Linked DNA regions of Mus musculus: region 2 is linked to region 1. Evidence: chromatin contacts called from ENCODE POLR2A ChIA-PET data. All regions are on one chromosome and are shown on one strand. The core of a region is the stretch at or near the end of the contact, and the rest is flanking DNA. Distances in the headings are between cores, read along the strand shown. Region 1 holds the start of Cc2d1b (coiled-coil and C2 domain containing 1B). Region 2 holds the start of Zfyve9 (zinc finger, FYVE domain containing 9).

Evidence for each region. ChIA-PET counts read pairs that join two places held with the same protein, here RNA polymerase II (POLR2A).
Region 2: POLR2A ChIA-PET joins it to region 1 with 13 read pairs in Patski. The contact joins the promoter of Zfyve9 here to the promoter of Cc2d1b in region 1. POLR2A ChIA-PET finds 5 or more read pairs at or near these places in 2 of 5 experiments (Patski and embryonic stem cell).

The regions. Positions count from the first base shown.
Region 1 is chr4:108,616,886-108,621,333 of GRCm38, forward strand. Cc2d1b (coiled-coil and C2 domain containing 1B) reads left to right here and starts at 3,071. Exons shown (of 25, transcript NM_177045.3): 1 at 3,071-3,188. Gm12743 (a long non-coding RNA gene) reads right to left here and starts at 2,970. Exons shown (of 3, transcript XR_003955254.1): 1 at 2,881-2,970.
Region 2 is chr4:108,778,795-108,783,015 of GRCm38, forward strand. Zfyve9 (zinc finger, FYVE domain containing 9) reads right to left here and starts at 2,045. Exons shown (of 19, transcript NM_001384118.1): 1 at 1,659-2,045.

The sequences.
Region 1 (4,448 bases), core at 1,821-4,320:
CTGGGTATACAACCAGACAATTATATCCTATCAAGATTATTTATGCCCATCAATAGATGCAATGTGATATATATACATACACACACACATACATACATATATATGGGAGGTAAAGAAAAATGATATTAGGAAATTTGCAGGAAAATGGATGGATCTATAAAATATATTAAGTGAAGTGTTAATATTGCATGTTGTCTCATGTGGATGCTAGCTTTCAAATTAATTACTCATATTCCATAGTGAAACTATCTCACAACAAAAGCAAAGAAAAAACAAGTCCCAAAACAGAAAACTTCAACAAAAATAACTCATAAGTTGGGGAGTGGGGGTATGGCTCAGAGTAAGAGCTCTTGCTCTGTAAGCATAAGGATGTGAATTTAAACCCCCAGGATCTACATACAAAGCCGGGCATACAGTGGCTGAGGAGGTGGCTCAGTGGTTAGAGACACTTGCAGCTCCTGCAGAGGGCCCAGGTCCAATCCCCAGACCCATGTGGCAGCTTTAACTCTGGCTTCAGGGGATCTGATTCCTCTTGGCCTCCATGGGCACTTCGAATATATGGTGCTTACATAAATGCGACCAAACACTTAGAAACACACACAAATAAAAATACAAAACAAAAACGGAGGCTGCAGAGATGCTTCAGCACATAGGGTAGCTCACAAGACACTAACATTGTTAGTTTTCTTGAGACAGGGATTTTCTATATAGCCCTGGCTGTCCTAGAACTCTCTCTGTAGACCAGGCTGGCCTTAAACTCAGAGATCCATATGCCTCCACCTCCCAAGTACTGATTAAAGGTGTGCGTCCCCGTCCCCCCCCCCCCACACACACCCTTTTATATATATACATACACATTTAAAAGGAGGGAGATCTGATGTTCTCTTCTGGTGTGCAGGTATACATGTAGACAGAGCACATTAAAACCAACAAACAGGTTGGGGATTTAGCTCAGTGGTAGAGCACTTGCCCAGTATGTGAGAGGCCCTGGGCTCAGTCCTCAGCTCTTGGGGGGTAGAAAAAACAACAAACAAATAACAGCTGGGCATGACTTCATGAGTTTGTAACCCCAGCATTGGGGAGAAGCGACTGGGGATTCCAAGAGCTCACTATCAGCAAGACTAAGCTGAAACAGCTTCCAGTTCAGTGAGAGACCTTATGTCAAGGGAATAAGGTGAGGATGGAAAGCTGCAGATGAAAATGCGAGGTCCTAAATGAGCATGACATACAAAACATGCTCACAAGCACAACTCCAAACCCATTTTTCTATCATCTGAGCACGACAATAGCCTCCAGGAAAACTATGTGTAGAGACGTAAGAAAACAGTGTAGGGCTGGAGAGATGGCTCAACGGGTAAGAGCACTGACTGCTCTTCCGAAAGTCCTGAGTTCAAATCTCAGCAACCACATGGTGGCTCACAACCATCTGCAATGAGATCTAATGCCCTCTTCTGGTGTGTCTGAAGACAGCTACAGTGCACTCACATATAATTAATTAATTAATTTTTTAAAAGGCTTGTGCTAGCATACCCATTGTTTAAAAAAAGAAAAAGAGAACAGTGTAAAGTTTATTTTGACATAATTGGCACAATGGTGATTCTTTGCCATTATCCACTTACATGTGGTGAGTTTTTTTTTTTTTTTCCTTCTGCACTGGTCCCTCTGGCCATTATCCACTCTTAACCCTCCTTGTTCTATTATTATAAACTATCTCCTAAATTATACTCTGGCTCATTTGAGTCTGTTATGTGGGAAACACAAGATCTGGGAGCCTGTGGCAGGCCGGAGTGAGAGTCCAGTAAGAGGACAGATCCCCACTGAAAAGGAACTGTTGCAGAATGGGAGATGAAGTCAGTGGCCACATCTCCTGTTAATTTACATACACGGGTATGACTAGGTCTGGGAGGTAGCTGGACTGGCAGGGTGCTTCTAGCAGGAACAAATCTCTGTGTCTCATCGACAGCACCTCAGAAGTCCCAGAGGTGTAATGCCTGCACTAGGAGATGCAGACAGGAGGATCACAAATTCCATGTCATCCTTCACTACAAATCAAATTCAAGGTCAGGATTGAGTACACGAAAGTTTCAAACAAACCAGCCAGGTGGTGGTGGTGCACTCTTTAAGCCCAGCACTCAGGAGGTAGAGGCAGGTGGGTCTGTGTGACCTTGAAAACAATCAAATGAAAAAACCCAAAGCTGTAGGAATCACTATCTACTGTGTATTATTTGTGTGTGTTAATTTGAATGTCGGAGTGCAGGCAGGCCTGCATCTGTGTAGGGTCAGAAGACAACTTCTGGAAGTTGCCTTAGTAAGGCAGTTTATGAGTCAGAGTTCTTACTATGTAGCCCTGGCTGGCCTAAACTAGACCAGCTGCAGGCAAACTAAAGGACTCTGCCTCTGCCTCCCGAGTGCTGAGATTTAATGCATGCGCCACCACGAGGGCTGCAGAACTGATCTATCAGAACTGAAGCCTGCAGTCTCTCCACGAAGTGAGACTACGCACGTGGTGTGGGGTATCTCGGGGTTTGGTCTATCTGCAGGTCAGTTCCATCAATCCCCATATAACAGGACTCCTTGAGGTAGAGGCGACCCTTCAGCTTGCAGGGATGCTCCGGCCTCAGTTAATCGAGGGCTTTGGTTCCTCTAATCTGAAGTTTTGTCCTGCCCTCTGACTAGAAAGGAGCTCTATTTCCCAGAGAGCTGGTTTTCCGTGCCTAAGCTGCACAGACTGGAGGAAGCCGCATCCTCCAGGATCTCAGCACAGGGACGCGGCTCGGCTGCCTATTGGTAGCCAGTAGGACGCGGAAGCGCCGGGGCGCGCGAAGAGAACCAGGTAAGAGGCCTCTCGGAGAAACTACGGCAGGAATGGGGCACGCCTACCGTGGGTGAAGGACGCAGCACGCCACACCTCACGACGCTGCCGCCAGCCGGTATCGCGTTACCTGCTCCAAGATGCCTGCGCGCAGCCGGCCCCACCCTCGGCGTCACCTGTGGGCGCGCCCCGCCCGCTTCCCCGCGCACATGCGCACGGCGACCCGCCGGCTGTGGTGTCACGTGCCGGGCGCCTGCCACCGCCTCCTGGGCGGGAGCTTCCTGTGGCTGTCTCCGCCGCGGCCGCCCGGGGGCCGCGGAAAGCTAGGCGGTTCCGGGCTCGAGAAGGCCCGGTTTTGGTTCGGATCCGCCGCGAGGTATGCCACGTGCCCGCTTCCCGGCGTGTGGACTCTGGGGGCGGCCGGGGAGATAGAGGCGGCTTGGGTCGGGCCGGGCGGAGCCTGGCATCGGGAGGGCCGCGACCGGCCTGCGGCAGCGGAGCATCTCATTCTCCCGAGCTCCTTCACTCCCGCACCCCACCCCGGCTGACGCTTCGCTGTTGACTGCAGTCCGAAATGTGACACTTGGAGTGGCTTACGCCTGTGCGCTCACACCAGGGAACCTCGCAGCCCTGTTGATTCCCGCTCCGGACGCGGGATCGTGTCTTGTTTCTTAATCCCCACGCCACCTCACGCTTCTTCATAGATTTGCAAGATGCTCAGGGCTGAGGTTTCCCGCCCTATATGATCTCCCACTTCCCTGGGCACCTTCTGCATCAACCCATAATGCTTCCCAGTGTCTAACGCCCAAGTGTCTTTAAAGCCTTAAAGCTGTTTCTCTTTCTCCCCTAGTTCATGCCTTCATTTCTAGCCTTACGGTTTGGTTTATGCCTCCGTGGTGCTGGGCGTTTCTTCTCCTTGTGTAGGCCAAGCCAGTTCTCACCTCAGAACTGGTGTCAGTTCGTTTGATTTGCTTGGAGTTCTGCTATTCCCCAGTGTGCAAACTTCATGACTCAGCACAGGCATCGTCCTCTCCTAGATGTCTTTTCTATGTCCTCGATAAGGGGCTGCCTCTTGCACCCATTGTCCCTGCAGCTGCTCTGTGGTCGTTGTCTGCCCATGGGTCTGTTTCCTTGAAGCCTGAGGTAGGAGCAAATGAGTTCCTTCCAGTGCTGGACAGGTGGTGCTACAGTACCCGCTGACCACTTGTGACACCTTTCAGAGGATCTGAATACTGAATCAGGTGCAGAGTGCCCACGGGAACTGATGATGAGAACGATCCATGCCTGTGCTGCCCAGTGGTACCCATTAATCAGATTCACCTACTGAGCACTTGAAATCTGTCTGGTATGACTGAGGAGCTGAATTTTTAATTTAAATGTAAATAGACACATTATTTGCAGAACAGACAGCCTGTCCTGGAACTCACTCTGTAGACCAGGCTGGCCTCGAACTCAGAAATCCGCCTGCCTCTGCCTCCCGAGTGCTGGGATTAAAGGCGTGTGCCACCACGCCCGGCGACAGCACTGCTTTTAAAAGCCTTTCCAAACCATTGTACCTCAAATTGCTTCCATAAGTCTGCCTTCCATGGTCACCAGTCAGTTCAGAAATTGTGTTTCCACCCCCACCCCCCATATC
Region 2 (4,221 bases), core at 795-3,294, 160 kb after region 1:
AGAATCAGGAAGGTTGATTTAAAAAAATCAAGATCTTCGAGTTATACCTACAATTCTGATTTAGGGGACCAGGAATAGAATATTTTAATCAGTACCCCCAATTCTAACATTGGTCTTTAGAGACACACTGAGAAAAGAATTCGACTTTTAAAACCTAAGTTAACCAACATACTAATCAAGCCAATGTTTTACAGTTAAAAATGCTTACACAAGATCTGACAAAGGCAAGGCTACAACACTAACACAATGGGTCCTCAAAATTCATCAACATGATGACCCCCTTAGACCTCAGGAGATTCCCACGCTCTGTAGGAAGGTTAAGTCAGGAGTCTTACAGGTAACTATGCATATTAACTGATGGCTCTAACTCTGATAATTAGTAACATATTTTATAAATTTTAAACAAATGTCTGGCTGTAAAGTGGACCAGTCAGGCATTCTTAATTTAATTCCAAAATATAATAATAATTTTATAAATCAGTACACTCTCACTGTAAACTTTGAATGACCATCAAAACATATGACATTACTAGTAATCTCTCTCCAGTTATTAAGTACATATTGAAAGCCAATATAGTACCTCTCTGCGTATCCAAATTTTCTACTATATATACATATTTTCATGCATTGACGTTCTAGATGTACATATAAGTCCTATATAGTAGAAAAATGAGAATAACCTGTAATCACATTTATCATAAACAAGAAGCACCCAATATCTGACGTGTAATGTCAAACTACAATCACTAACTTTTTTTTACATCCTTACCAGAACAAAACAAATCATTTTTCTTGTACAACTGAGTTTATATCCCATTTTCGGCATGTCCTTGCAATTAGGGTAATTAGTATGATTTAAAATCTTCTTGCCATCCGTTCTCTATTTGAGTAAAACATTTTTGTACCAAGGACTGGGGCATTAAAACATTTCCTGTCTCTCTAAAGGTGGAAAAGACATCTTCCTAAAAGATTTTTTTTTTCTTTTTTTAACTGTGAGTAGCTAGGAAACTTAGCATAGCAAAGATGGGATGGGGCTTTCTCCAAAGCAGACCTCGCTCAGAGACAAGATGTAACATAAGGAGGAAAGGATGAGCTAGCGGCAGGTGATGAAATTTCACCTCAAAAAAGGACGCAAAAGGCTGTGTCTCCAGCAAGGGAGGCGTGAATGCTACTCCTGGAGTACCAGGGGCTCCGAGTGCCCCGCACTCTCTGCACCTCAATACTCACCACTCCCCACCCAGGGGGTGGCTCCGCAGGACTCAGTACGCGGAGCAGGCAAGCCAAAGCTGTTTGCAAACAAGCGTCCTCTGCCTCCCTCCGGGATGTGCTCGAAGGGCCCTGGGAAGGAAGGCACGCTCGGCCCCGCCCGGGACAAACGCGAAGGGCACCGGTGCGGCCGCCAGCCCGATCTTCACGTACCCGGCCGCGCCGGAACCCAGGCCCGGCTAAGGGCTTCCCGGCGACTCGGGGCCTAGTCGCCCCCCGCACGCCTTCAATCTCCCGGGGACCCACGGAGAAAGGGCCGAGGCCCCAGAGCTCCGGGGTGCCCGCGGCGGCCGCACTGGCAGGACGCTCCGTCCGCCCGGCCCAATAGCTGGCGCCAGGACCCCTGGGCGGCGCAAGCAGACGAGCCCCGAACCGCAGCGCGCCACACTCACCGCCTCTCCATGGCCCGGGGGTCGTCACTCAGCCGAGAGCCTCGTCCTCAGCGGGGCTCCGCCGCGAAGCCTCGCACTCCTGAGGGGGCTGCGGTCTCAGCGGCCGGGACTGAGGCCCAGCGCCCCTCCAGCCGCCTCAGCCACGCGGGTCCGGGAAAGCGCGGCCGAGCGCGGCCGAGCGCGGCCGGGGGCGCAGCTTACGGCGGGACAACCGAGGCGATGCAGGCAGACGGGCTCGGCGAAGCCTCGGGCGCCGCCGCGGTGGCCGCTTCAGCCGCCCGCGCCGCTGGGCCACAGCGCCCCCTGGACCCCACGTCCCGCTACGGCGCCGGGACTGCGGCGGCCGCACCGGGCACGAGCGGCAGGGAACGCGAGGCAGCGCGGCCTGGGGGTGGCGGGGCCCCGTGCGCCCTGCGCCGCCCGCGGCCCGTGGCCCGCCCCTGACGCGGCTTCCCGGGAGCCGGAAGCTGTCGGCTCCCCCCACACCCCACCCCCGTCAGACCCCAGCACCTTTTTCTTCCCTCCAAGAAGGTATGTGAATGCTTTCGTCACTCGTCTCCGAGAGCGGGAATGTGAGGGAATCTCGGTTCATTTCTCGTGGAGACAGGGGGTCCCTTTTAATTCCCTCAGTGCGTCAGTATGAAAGGAGCGTGACCCAGAACAAATCCCTTTTTTCTTTTCCTAAGCACATGCACAATCCCTTCCCAAAGCAGATAAAGGAATCATCTTTGACCTCAACTTTTTTGGAGCTACTGTGCAGATTCACTACAGAAATGTGCTATAGAATTCCTTAAACCCTATCCTTACCTACAAAGTAGGGGGGAGAAAACAAAAAACAAACAAACAAAACAAAACAAAATTTAAAAAACGCTGACAAAGAGAAGAGAATAACCAACGGGTTGTCCTGAAACCGATAAACAACTTAAAGGTAAGAAAAGACTCATCCTTTTACTAACTTAACCCTGGCCACCACCTCTACCACTTCTGGGTCACCCACCCCTTATCAAATCCTAGATAAAAACTCTGAAAGAAGGAAATTGTTGTGGTTATATTAAAGGCTATGCAGTCATTTTGTTTACAAATGCCTCCTGTTTGATCTTGCCCAGCCTCTAGGATGCTAACATAACGTCACAACTAAAGACTGTCAGAAGGGAAATAGGAAAAAGAAAAAAAAAATTTTAAATCCCCTGGTCCCTCAAATTCCCAAATACTGTGTTTGTTTGGTTGGTTGGTTGGTTGGTTTTGTTTCTGGGAGCTATACTGGAACAAGCAAGGACTTTGGTGTCAGGCAGATCCTGATGCCACTGGTTCCAGTTACATCATGTAGAGTTTTATGACCCTGGCAAGTTATGTAATATTTTTGAACCTCTGTTTTCTCCTGCCTGCCTAGCTGGTTGTGAAGGTTGGGGATGGAAGGACGGGCCTATAGTTCCAATTTTTGTTAATTCCAGAACACCCTAACACTTACTTAGTCATTCTTAATCTGGAGATTGTGCCCATCTGTGTGTGTTTATCCCACCACACTCCCCAACCCCGCTCGTGTGTGTCTGTGTGTGTGTGTGTGTGTGTGTGTGTGCGTGTGCGCGTGTGTGTGTGTGTGTGTGTGTGTGTGTGTGTGTGTGTGTTCCTATCAAAAGGTCATTCTCATCATCCTGGTCTAAGTGAAATTTCCCTGAATTTCACTCGTGCATTTATGTAACATCCTCCTCTGAAGAGGAGAACCTAGTACACTGGATCCTTTGACATTCTACAGCACAGCAGATATCAAAATAGAACCAGCACATTTTTCCTGCATGAAAATATTATAAAATATTATAAGCAATCTTGCCTTACCTTAGATTATGGGATAATAGTAACAAGACATGGGGAAATTACATAAGGAGTCCAGGAGCTGTTCAAGTAATAATTGAGCAGCCACCCAGAGAAAAATATAACCTAGCAGTTCTTTTCTCATCAATGAAAGCTGTTCCTGTACAGTCCCAAGTCTGCCTTTGCCACTTATCTCTGAGTCACATTACACACACACACACACACACACACACACACACACACACACACAATCACTATCCCCTTTTTGTAACGACAGAAACCAGCTCGGAGGAAATGGTGATTCATCCTCACAGCATCTCTAAGAACTCAGTACTTCGGCACCACCACCAAGGGGCATCCAACCGAGAGAAAAGCCGCAAGGAGTCCCTATAACCTAGGGTCTCCTGTCTGATAGCAGTCTTTTCTACAGTAACAAGAGAACACTGTTAGAGTGAGTTGCTATTGATACCATTTGTGCTTTAGCATGGGCCCTTTAATTTCCATCAGTTTGGCTCCCTGACATGACATTGGCACTGTCCTTTCCAATCCAAGCTCACTGCCACTGCAGAAAACCTACATTTGTTTGTGAATAATCAGGACGTCTAGGGTGTAGCTACAGCATGAAGATGATTCATTTGTTCCCAGGACCAGTTTCTTCTTGCCTCACACGTTCTTCCCTTCTATTCAAACTCTTGCTGAGGGAAGCTGCTTGATAGTAACTTGCTTAAAATCGTTCTGTCATATGCTGGCCAGA